Regions from separate parts of the Mus musculus genome. Here region 2 is linked to region 1. Evidence: chromatin loops called from intact Hi-C (ENCODE). Cell type or tissue: gastrocnemius. All regions are shown on one strand. Region 1 overlaps Il1rapl2 (interleukin 1 receptor accessory protein-like 2). Region 2 overlaps Il1rapl2 (interleukin 1 receptor accessory protein-like 2).

What was found. Peaks named below come from ENCODE experiments on the same cell type or tissue, not always from the same donor. Only the 100,000 strongest peaks of a DNase experiment are listed, where the experiment ranks them.
Region 2: a loop joins it to region 1, with 3 times the contacts of the local background. A loop is called at or near these places in 16 of 42 quality-filtered maps.

Annotation. Positions count from the first base shown.
Region 1 is chrX:138,168,320-138,173,319 of GRCm38, reverse strand. All of the region lies in intron 2 of Il1rapl2 (interleukin 1 receptor accessory protein-like 2), which reads right to left. Among named protein-coding and RNA genes, the nearest start is that of Tex13a, 39 kb to the left of the region's middle. In gastrocnemius, a CTCF peak has its summit at 2,954 (motif pointing right); no DNase peak of the experiment used is centred here.
Region 2 is chrX:137,672,937-137,677,936 of GRCm38, reverse strand. The region is part of intron 2 of Il1rapl2 (interleukin 1 receptor accessory protein-like 2); the gene reads right to left. Among named protein-coding and RNA genes, the nearest start is that of Il1rapl2, 100 kb to the right of the region's middle. In gastrocnemius, no CTCF peak of the experiment used is centred here; no DNase peak of the experiment used is centred here.

The DNA.
Region 1 (5,000 bases):
TCTTTTTTTTTTTTTTTTTTTTTTTTGCTTATAATTCTGTAGGCTGGTCTGTTTCCTTTTTCAGATGTTGGGAACTCTGTAGCCCAGTGTGTTTAATCTTTTAACCTCAGTTGACAGGGAGCTTAAAGCCAGATGCAATGCTCAAATGTAATAACTATCATACTTCAAAGTTTCACTTTCTCTATATGAAGGGTTATTGAACTAGAGTTCAAGGGCACTCAAGGGAAAGGTACCCTAATAGGCTTTAGACTGTTGGCAAAATAATGTGCCTATTCATATAGGCATACTTTTCTTGGGAGATTTTCGACTACACTTCATTACATTGTCAAAGACATGCATTGCCTAAAACTCCATGGTTTCTTTTGCATAATTGCTGTATGGTTTTGCAGATCGAACCCATGGCCTTTTGCAGGTTAATGCAAGTATTCTGAGATTGATTTACACCTAAGCATGTTTTCCTATTTTGACTACCCTGGTTCATATAGGCTTTTATATCAAGCTCCTCAAGTAGTATGTGAAGTATGAGAACAGTAATTGTTTTGCATTAACAAATTTGAGTTCGAAAATAATCTCAAATTGTGTAATTACCATCTTGATAGAAAAAAAATTTTTTTTTCATTTCCCTCTTCAAGTCCTTCAATTTCCACCTCTAACCTCTCTGTTATATATAATATAGATCACTGCAAGCTCAAGCTACATTTCCCAATCTTAGCAGGCTAGTTTTGCCTATAAACTATGAGGCATCATTGCTACTAAAGATAGTAAAAATATTGCTCCTGAATCACAGCAGTCATGCCCAAGAACAATTTGTGACATTACAATTAGCTTTATCACAGAGACCTTGAAAATACACTGAAAATTCACTTCAGTTTGAATACCTCCTGAATCCAATGCATTTAGTTTAATAGATCTATGGTCCTTGGCTTCTTCTTCCTTTGTTCTAGACATCAGTGAAGGAGTATTTATAAATAAGGTATCAAACAGCCAAAACAAACAAACAAACAAACCAGAAATTTAGCAACTAGGGGTAAATAAAATTTCTAATTATCATTCTCTTAATTTTTTGTTTTTAATATTCACAATCCATGATTGCACCATGACCTAATCCAATAGACCTAAAGGTCTTTTCCTATAAGATAAACAAAGGATGCTAGGAATTCTGAAGACTCACCTGATTCCAAATATTATTTTCTCCAGAAAACACACTATGAGAAATTCATTTCTATGAGTTAAGGTATTGTAGCTTTGTATCTTTAGATCATTAGACCACTACTAGATTCTAACAAGGTGGCTTGATTTGTTTTTATTGGATTTCTATTCTTAGCCATTCACTTGAGGGAAAGGAATGGGTGGCATAAAATATAGTACATTTAGTTTTAGATTTGGGAAGAGTGAAACCAACTAAAATGTATAGTGTAAAGTTCAATGCCTAAAAAAAATCAGGTGTTATCCTAGTATTAAGGAACTGAAATCTTAAGATTTGGTAAAAAGCACAGAAAGATGTCAGAGGATCCCAAACAATGGGACAATAGTTCACACATGACTGAATTTTCAAGTGCCACCAGGAATCACAAGTGTAAGTTACGTTGATGCCACAAAGATATTGTAATAGCACATCACACGTCCAGAGTTATTTGCATGCTGAATGGCCATACATATTTGGAAAATAGCTGAAGAGATGCATCTGTGAAGCAGCTGGCAAATGTGTAGGCTATAGTCAAGGAGTTTACATGGTGGAACTGAGTAGTCAACACAGGAGCCCCCAGCGTAGGCTAGCCTGTGAACTTGACCTCATCAACCTAGCATCGGGCCACAGAGACATCCAGCCCTATTCTGTTCACAATTCCAGTGGCAGCTCTGGAAGTAGACCTCCCACTGGGCTTCATCGAAGTGTTTTCCATATAGACTGAATTCTCTCACAGGTGATTCTATAGCTGGGTCTCTCTGATTCATTCATTACAAGTGTGAACAGAGGCACCACAGGCAGGGAAACACTGCTTTCCCCCAACTGGTGAGATTCTGCAGTTGGCAAAGTTTATTACAGAAAAACAGATTGAAAATATAAAAGGCTACCTCCTTAAAGTCTCATGCCTACCACCTTGATTCAGATCTCTGGAAGGTTTTCAAATAATTATTCTTGATTCAGTCTTCTTGGCAGAAAATGCTTTAATATTGAAGTTTTCCAAACCAATTATAACGGAGCAAAGAAAGCCACTAAAAGTTCAGGGCTCTATTTTAATAATTTTATTCCAGTCTGCAAAAACAGGCAAACAGATGTGTGATTGGGAATCTTGATGTGAAGATTCAAAACGAGGGGTGTATGGACTTTATTCATGGATACTGACATCCATGCAGTTTATTTTGCCACAAGAAGAAGCCTAGAGATGTAAACTAGTGAAATCTCCTGCAAAGTACCCTAGGTGACTGCAGCAAGGTAGGTTAGCCATTTTATAATCACATTTCTCACTGCCACACTTACATGCCTTCAAAAACGAAGCCCCGTGAAAATGTATGAATCCTTATAAAAGGATATGATGCCAACATTAACAACTAGAAATACATTTTTAAAGGGGAAAAAAGAACATAGAGTGTAGTTAATTTAGACTCCAACAGCCATGCACATCACAATTCTGTTACAGGTATAGAGGGAAAATTGATATACAGCTGCACATATAATTGCTAATTGTGTATTTTTACCTAAAAATCAAGATTTGCCTCAAAATCCCCATTAAGTAAAATGGGTTCAATGGCCCAAGAGAAACTATGCAAATTCCAGACACTGGTGAGTAGTTTTGTCGCAGTTTATAGCCTCTAGCCTCATGCTAACTGTGTTCAATACAATCTTTTAAAAAAAAAACTAAAAAAAAAAAACCTTTATCAACTCCACCCCATTCATTTTCACCACTATTTCTCTTGAATCAATAGGGTAGTTAGTAATTGGGGGCAATTCAAGAAATTTCCACTAGAGGGAGAGCTGTCCAAGTCTTTGTGTAGCACTTAAGTTTTCCGTGTCTACTTTCTAAAACTAAGAATTTGTTAGAGGTCAAGCACTAAGCACTGGTTGCTGGAGAAGAATCATAGCACAGCTATGAGGATGCCCTGCTGTGGCGACAAAGGTAGCCAAAAATTGAGGATGCAGCAGAGATCATTCTCAAAAGAGAGGGTCAAGAGCATGCATAGACCACATGAGTAGCAGCTGGAAACACATAGCAGTAGCAAGAGAAATTCACTTAATCCTTAGCCTTAGAATAGGCAAATAATACATTAGATGTTGAGATGTTTTACAAGGCTTTTCCCCCTCTCATTTTATTCTCATGGTTACTCAGAAAGAAAGGGACTCAATATTCTTATTTTATTAAAAAGAAAGAAAGAAAAAATGAAAAACCTCTGAGACTTTAAGTGACTAACTCAAGGTCACTTGAGGTACAATGACAGCAGACACCACATTGGGATAAAGTGAACTCCAGAGCTATGGATCTTGATGTCTGTGTGTTTCATGTTCTTCCTCTTATATTCTTTCTCTTTCTAGCTCACAATCCAATAGAAGATTAAATTCTGCTTAGTGGCATCCAAATTGTCATAGGTATGCCCCAGAGTCCACATCTGTCCAATGAGTATAGCCCTTTCAACCTTAGTCATAGCCTCTGCCTGCATAAACACTGTAGGAATAATGGCCATCAAGTAATATATGCCAATTATTTACCTATGAGTCACATATAGTGCTTACAAATTAATGAGTTATTAATAATTTATGCATATCATGTTCCTTCTTGTGATGAGGTCAAAACCTTGGATATACAGTATTTAACCCTTATCAATGTATTTAAAATTAAATATCTAGAGATGATCAACCAAATCTGTGCTATTATAATCTCATCATAGAGATGTGTGCTTATCTTAGTATCTATACCAGTATTATATTTATTAAAAACAATATTATGAACCCTGATCTTAGAAATTTAATGTTAGAATTACATGTTTTCTATTTCTATCTCAGGTCACTCTGCTCCCTAAAGCCAAATTTCTTTTTATTTATAGCCATCACAGAGGACTGTATCTCATGTGGTCATTTCTCCAGAACAAGCAAGTCAAATGCTCCAAAAAGTGATTGACTTGTGCATTTATTGCTAGATCTGTGCCTATTTGCTTCCAGCTTAGACTTGTGGATTTTTCTGTACATTATTTCCTTTAAAATACATTTCTGGCTGGGGAAAAAGGAAACATTGTCTTTTAAACTTCATCTGTGCTTCAATATTCACCAATAGACAGAAGATTTCCTGTTTCAGCTCTGTAAATGCGATGAATGATCACTGCTTTGTGTTTTTGAAAGAATCTTTATATTTTTATGAATTGGATTATATGTTCCATTTTCATGACCCCCTACTATTTATCAATGGGAAAGTTCTGCTGAAATAGAGTCCGTCATCTCATTTCAACCTAGTCATTATGCTTAATAATGGCCTGGCAACCTTTCAATTTCCCTGTCATTACAAGATCTGTGCGATGCTTTGTCAGGATTAACTTTTTGGTTTTTATCTGACAGAGGACTCTGGGTGATATAATGGAAGTGAAGTCACACTGGGCCATTACATCCAACTCCTCAACTCCTGTTTCCATGAAGCCTGATGAGCTCCTGAGAAATAGTCAGTAGCCAGATGCTCTTCTCATATGCAGTGATGTTAACGCTGAGAATGGCCAGTAAATGTGTCCATGGGAGGCAAGATATCAGCACTGCCCACAAACCCTCTGCCAGAGTTGCTACTGTCTACTCAAATCCAGAGTACTTGGCAGTAAACCACTTTCCTGTGCCAGTTCAGCCCCACCACCCATAATTGTTCACAGTTATCTGAGCCAAAAATGTTGGGTGTCATCCATGAATCTTATCTTTTCCTTCCTGCTGACCTTCCCTTTAATCATTACTCCCATAATATATTAAGCCTTGTCATTTCCAATGTAACTCACATATCTTTGAATTTCTTTATTCTCATAGATGCTGAAGT
Region 2 (5,000 bases), 500 kb after region 1:
AATGATATCAATATTTTATAATATCCTAAACATTAAAGAAGACTGCAGGTGATGATCAGTTAAAGAAAGAAAGGAAAAGAAATTAAAATAAACTGTCCAGTGCTACATTTCAAACATGAATTCACAAAAGGTTTCTTCTGATGACAGAAGTACAACCTATCTTGGGACTCCTATCATGCTCATTATGTATTTAGCAATTAAACATTCTGAGTTAAAAACCATAATAACACTAACAAGGCAGCTGCTGTCTTTTGAGCATCAAGCATTAGAGCAAGATCCGTGTTAGTCTCCTTTCTACAAATTTTCTTCAGGTTTTTATAGTGATTCTTACATAGTTCACAACTGCATCTTATAAAAATCATTACTAACTCAATAATATGCTTCAGATTCAGAGATAGTTATTGTACATATACTATTAAACTCAAATGGGTACATTCTAAAAGTAAGGCCTCTCCTAATTGTCTGTTCATTTATTAATTGTTAGTTTCACAAGATCCAGGATCGCCTAAGATGATAAAGCTCTAGAGGATTTTCTAAATTAGGTTAATTGAGATGGGAAGATTCAGCTTAACTGAGTGATACAACCAATGGCCAAAGGTTCAGGTTTGAATGAAAAGGGAGAAGGGTTCTGAGTACCAGTGATCACCCACTTCAAGCTCATGACCTGACTTCTGTTCGATGGTTTGAAACTTTGTGCTATAAAAAAGATAAAAGCCCTGGAACCTGATAGCAGAAATTGTCAGTGTCATCCATGTGGTACTAGTTTTGTAGAAATGAAAGACAATCCATGGTGTCATGGAGTCATGTTCCTTGATGCTATACAGCCACTGAGTCTAGGTGACACAGTCATTGCAAAGAGATCCAAAAAGGTCATTGACTAAAGTTGTGAAAGGGACACCTAAGTTTCCATGGAGACCCTAGTCTGTTGAAGATAACTGAATTTAGACATACAGATCTAAGAAAGGCAGTAAATGTCCTTAAAGCCCAGATGTTTCCCTGTTTGCTTTTTAGTATATGTACTGATATGTATATATATACATATGAATGATGCAGGTATTAATGGCTATTAATGGGTAAAACTTATCATACAGTAAGAAGATATTTAATATATCCATGATTAAACTATAATGGAGCACAAACAATTCCAAAGTTCTTAACTGTCCATGGTAGTTTCCATGACAGACAAGGAACACAGCTAAAAGGCTTCAGCAGACTTTTAAGATTACTCATTTTTGTTAACTGAGTGACAAAGGAATGCCCCTTTCCCTCTTGCCATGACCTGGCAAAGGATTGTTTGATTCCTATTCATTGTACAAATAAGCCTGAACGTTGACTTTGAACCAGTCATTGTTCATCCTTCCTTCGTCCTCATTCTCCTCACTTTAAAATGGTTTTAAATGTTTTAAGCAAAACAATGCTAATCCTTGAGTGAAATGGGACGGTGGAAGCTGTGTTGGCGCCAATTACAGTGTTAACAGCAGCTTTTTAAGCAAACTGAAGTGTGGAAGGAGCACCACTATGTGAAATCTGAATATAAATCATCCCTACTGGCAAATACATCATATTAAGAAGAGCAATTTGGGAGAGGATACGATGTTGAAACTCTCTACTTGTGATGTCTTATATATAAACAATGTCATAACAATTGTACTTCCATTATCTGGAAATACTTTGCAATAAGATTGAATCATTTGTAGTATCGCCCCCATAAGGTGAAGCTAGATTATGCTCCTCTAATGATTCAAAATGTTAGGGTACTGAAGGAACCTTCACTGAAATTTTCAATCAAGGTGTCTCACTGGTGTAGTGAAAGGCTTTGTTACTAGAAGACATTCTTAGAAGCAGTGATGAAACATATGGAAGAAATTCTTAAATCTCTCCTGCTCTCTCCATCCTTGGTTCCTGTTAGCAATTTACCCTGTGACCTCAGGGCAATTCACTAGTTCCTCCTTGTTCATCTGGCCCTCATGTATAAATCTGGAATGTGAATGGTTATTATCTACTTGACTTTATCTAGTCATTGACCACTATACACTGTCAATGCTAAACAGTAATAACAAAATCTAAATAAGAAGCTGGTATTTCTACTGAGAACCTATCACACTTTGGATCAAAAATCAGTGAGTAACCTGAAAATATAAGCTGCATTTCAGGCCACAATGTATATTTCTCCTTTCCCTGACCCTTCTCTAACATACTATGTGTCTGACTTCCTGTCATCCTATTAGGAATACTAATTATGCTTCCTATAGTTAAGGATCGGTTGGGTTTTAACACTTGAAAGATAATAAAATGATAAAATATTCCCTCTAGGAATGACATTATTGTATGAACAAATTTAATTCTCAGTATACAGGCAAGTGATCGTTTACAGAAAGCCTACTCCTAGACCTAAGGAAGGAAGAAGGAGGGTGTATTAAAAGAACTCCATACTGTCCTGTTCAGAACTATTTGCCCACCCTTTCATTCTCTGCAAGAAAAAAAAAAAAACAGCAATCTGTGTTGGTGTGAATGAGAATGGCCTCCACAGGCCCTGGTATTTAAATACTTAGACCCTAGTTGTTGGGGTCCTCCAGTTTCTGAGGATTTGGAAGTATAGTCTCTTGGGAGGAGATATGTCATGGGGGCAGGCTTTGAGGGGTTAAAGACTCATGTTACTACTAGATGTCTCTGCTTCATGCTTTGCTGTTTAAGCTGGAAGCTTTTGGCTTCCTGCTGCTGCCTCCACGTCTGCTGTTTGTAGCCATGTATCCTTTCCATGACGGATTCTTATACTTCTGGAACCAAAAGTCAAAGCAAAATCTTCCTTCTATAAAGTGCATCGGTCAAGTTGTTTTAGAAAAGTGATAGAAAAGCAACCAATACATAATCTGTCTTCTGTCTTTTTACTAAATGCTCATAATCCCCACATCTTTAATGTAAAGATTCTGCTAAGTTAACCTGAGCAAATGCAGGCAGGTGGCCAACAAGATAAACTCTTACAGCCATTGATCACACTGTTGTATGATCAATTCAGTCTAATCAGCAACACCAAAAGGCAAAATCCTGGACCATGAAGGCAGTAGTTACAATCATTTCAATTACCTTAATGATGAATTTACATCAATGATGCACTTTCTCCTTGTCAATTATTGTACTTTAAACCAAACTTAGGAAAGTGTAGCAGATACAAGCAAAGTAAAGCTACTATGGTATGAAGTAAGTGGGAGAAACCATTATCCTCATCACTCTGCCTATCTTTCTGATCTCTGTGCTTGTTCCTATGCAACTCCAATGAACCCAAGTTTACAAAGCTCAATTGGAAAACAGGTAGATCATGCCTACATTCCCAGTACTCAGAAGACTGAGACATGGGGATTATTGAGATTTTGAAGTCAGCCTGGGCTACATAGTGAGTTTTAAGTTACCCTGAGCTCCATTGCCACACACATGCATGTGTACACACAAATGAAGATGATTTAACCTGAATCCAAACTCTTCATCATCTTTTCCCTTTAAAAAGAATACAAGAGCTCACATATAGAATGCGATTTAACTATAGTGTAGGTATTAATATTAGAGTCAAAGTGTGAGTACTCTACCAACACTTAACCAACAGAGCTCTTCTTGTGTAAGCTAGGTACTCTAAGAGTGCAGGTCAGCTACAAGAGGAAGAAAATGTAGAGGATTGTGCACTGGGGCAGGATTTGGCAGAGATGCTTCAAGTATTGAAGCACACTTCACTTGAAAACAGGGTATGCAAAGAGATCCTTTCTTTTCTATAGAAATGGCCTCTTACGAGAGCATGGCCAGCTCCCTCAGAGAAGTACTTTCAGCCAAACAATTTCCATATAGTGCTTGGCAATTAGCAATTATAAAATTAGGAAACAACCGTACTTGTATTTGGTTGAAATAGCAAAAACAACTTTCCATTAGAGCATTGGAGAAGGCTTGGCAAACTTGTATGTGTATTTCTAGAAAAAAAAATGCAACTCTGCTAGAATTACAAAAAGAGATTTCATCCACTCCCCCACCCATTTATGTAATTATTAACAATGATATTGATAACTTTGAGACATTATAACTTCTGACAGGAAAGCTAAGACATCTAAATACATTCATGGACTTATTTATTTATTTAACAAATACTATTGAGTACACACAACTTATTTTTTTTCCTCCCTAAGGCGTCCGGTGACACTCTTCCAGGACTATATCAGCTGAAACATAACTGTGAAAATAATTGACGTAGAAATAAAAACTTTTGACAAAAGGATCTCTAAGAATGTTTAGAGCAGAGATTCCGGGGTCATATAATTATATTTTATTAACTTGATCTATACAGATACTTTAACGGGGAGAATACTTTGAATATATTCCTTTGATCACTTATATTAGGCATATATTCACCATTGTTCTATTATACACATATAAACACACACAATTTAAAATTTCATAATTGTGTCATCATGATAAGTTACAACAAAGTAAACTTCCCTTGTTTTAAACATATAGCATGTTTTAGTCAAAATATATTACCACACTGATCTGCATACTAAGGTGTAAATGTAGACATATTTTGGCTATTTTATTGTATCATTCTCAACATTTGAGTAAAACAAACTATTTAGATCACAACATGAAATCTGAAGGCAATTCATATACAAAGTATGTAAAAATATTTTGAGACATGTAAACAAAATTGAAATAAGTATGAAACCTTTCTGATGCAAAGATGACAGGGACAATGTCCATTTAGATATTTAATGGTGGCCATTCTGGCCACACAACACAAGAGTTCTTTCCTTCCATCTGTATTCTTCCCCAAGAGGGACATATGTCCTATACATAATTAAGAATGAAGTTGAAAATTCCAAGATGAAAGACAAATCAGCAAAAAGCCCATGTCAGCACTGGCATATCAGAGATACAAATTTTTTTGCCCAAGGGTAGAAACTTAGAAATTGAAGTAAACTCAAGATATCGTGTGGTTAAGCATCTTGCCCTAGGTAAGAGAATCT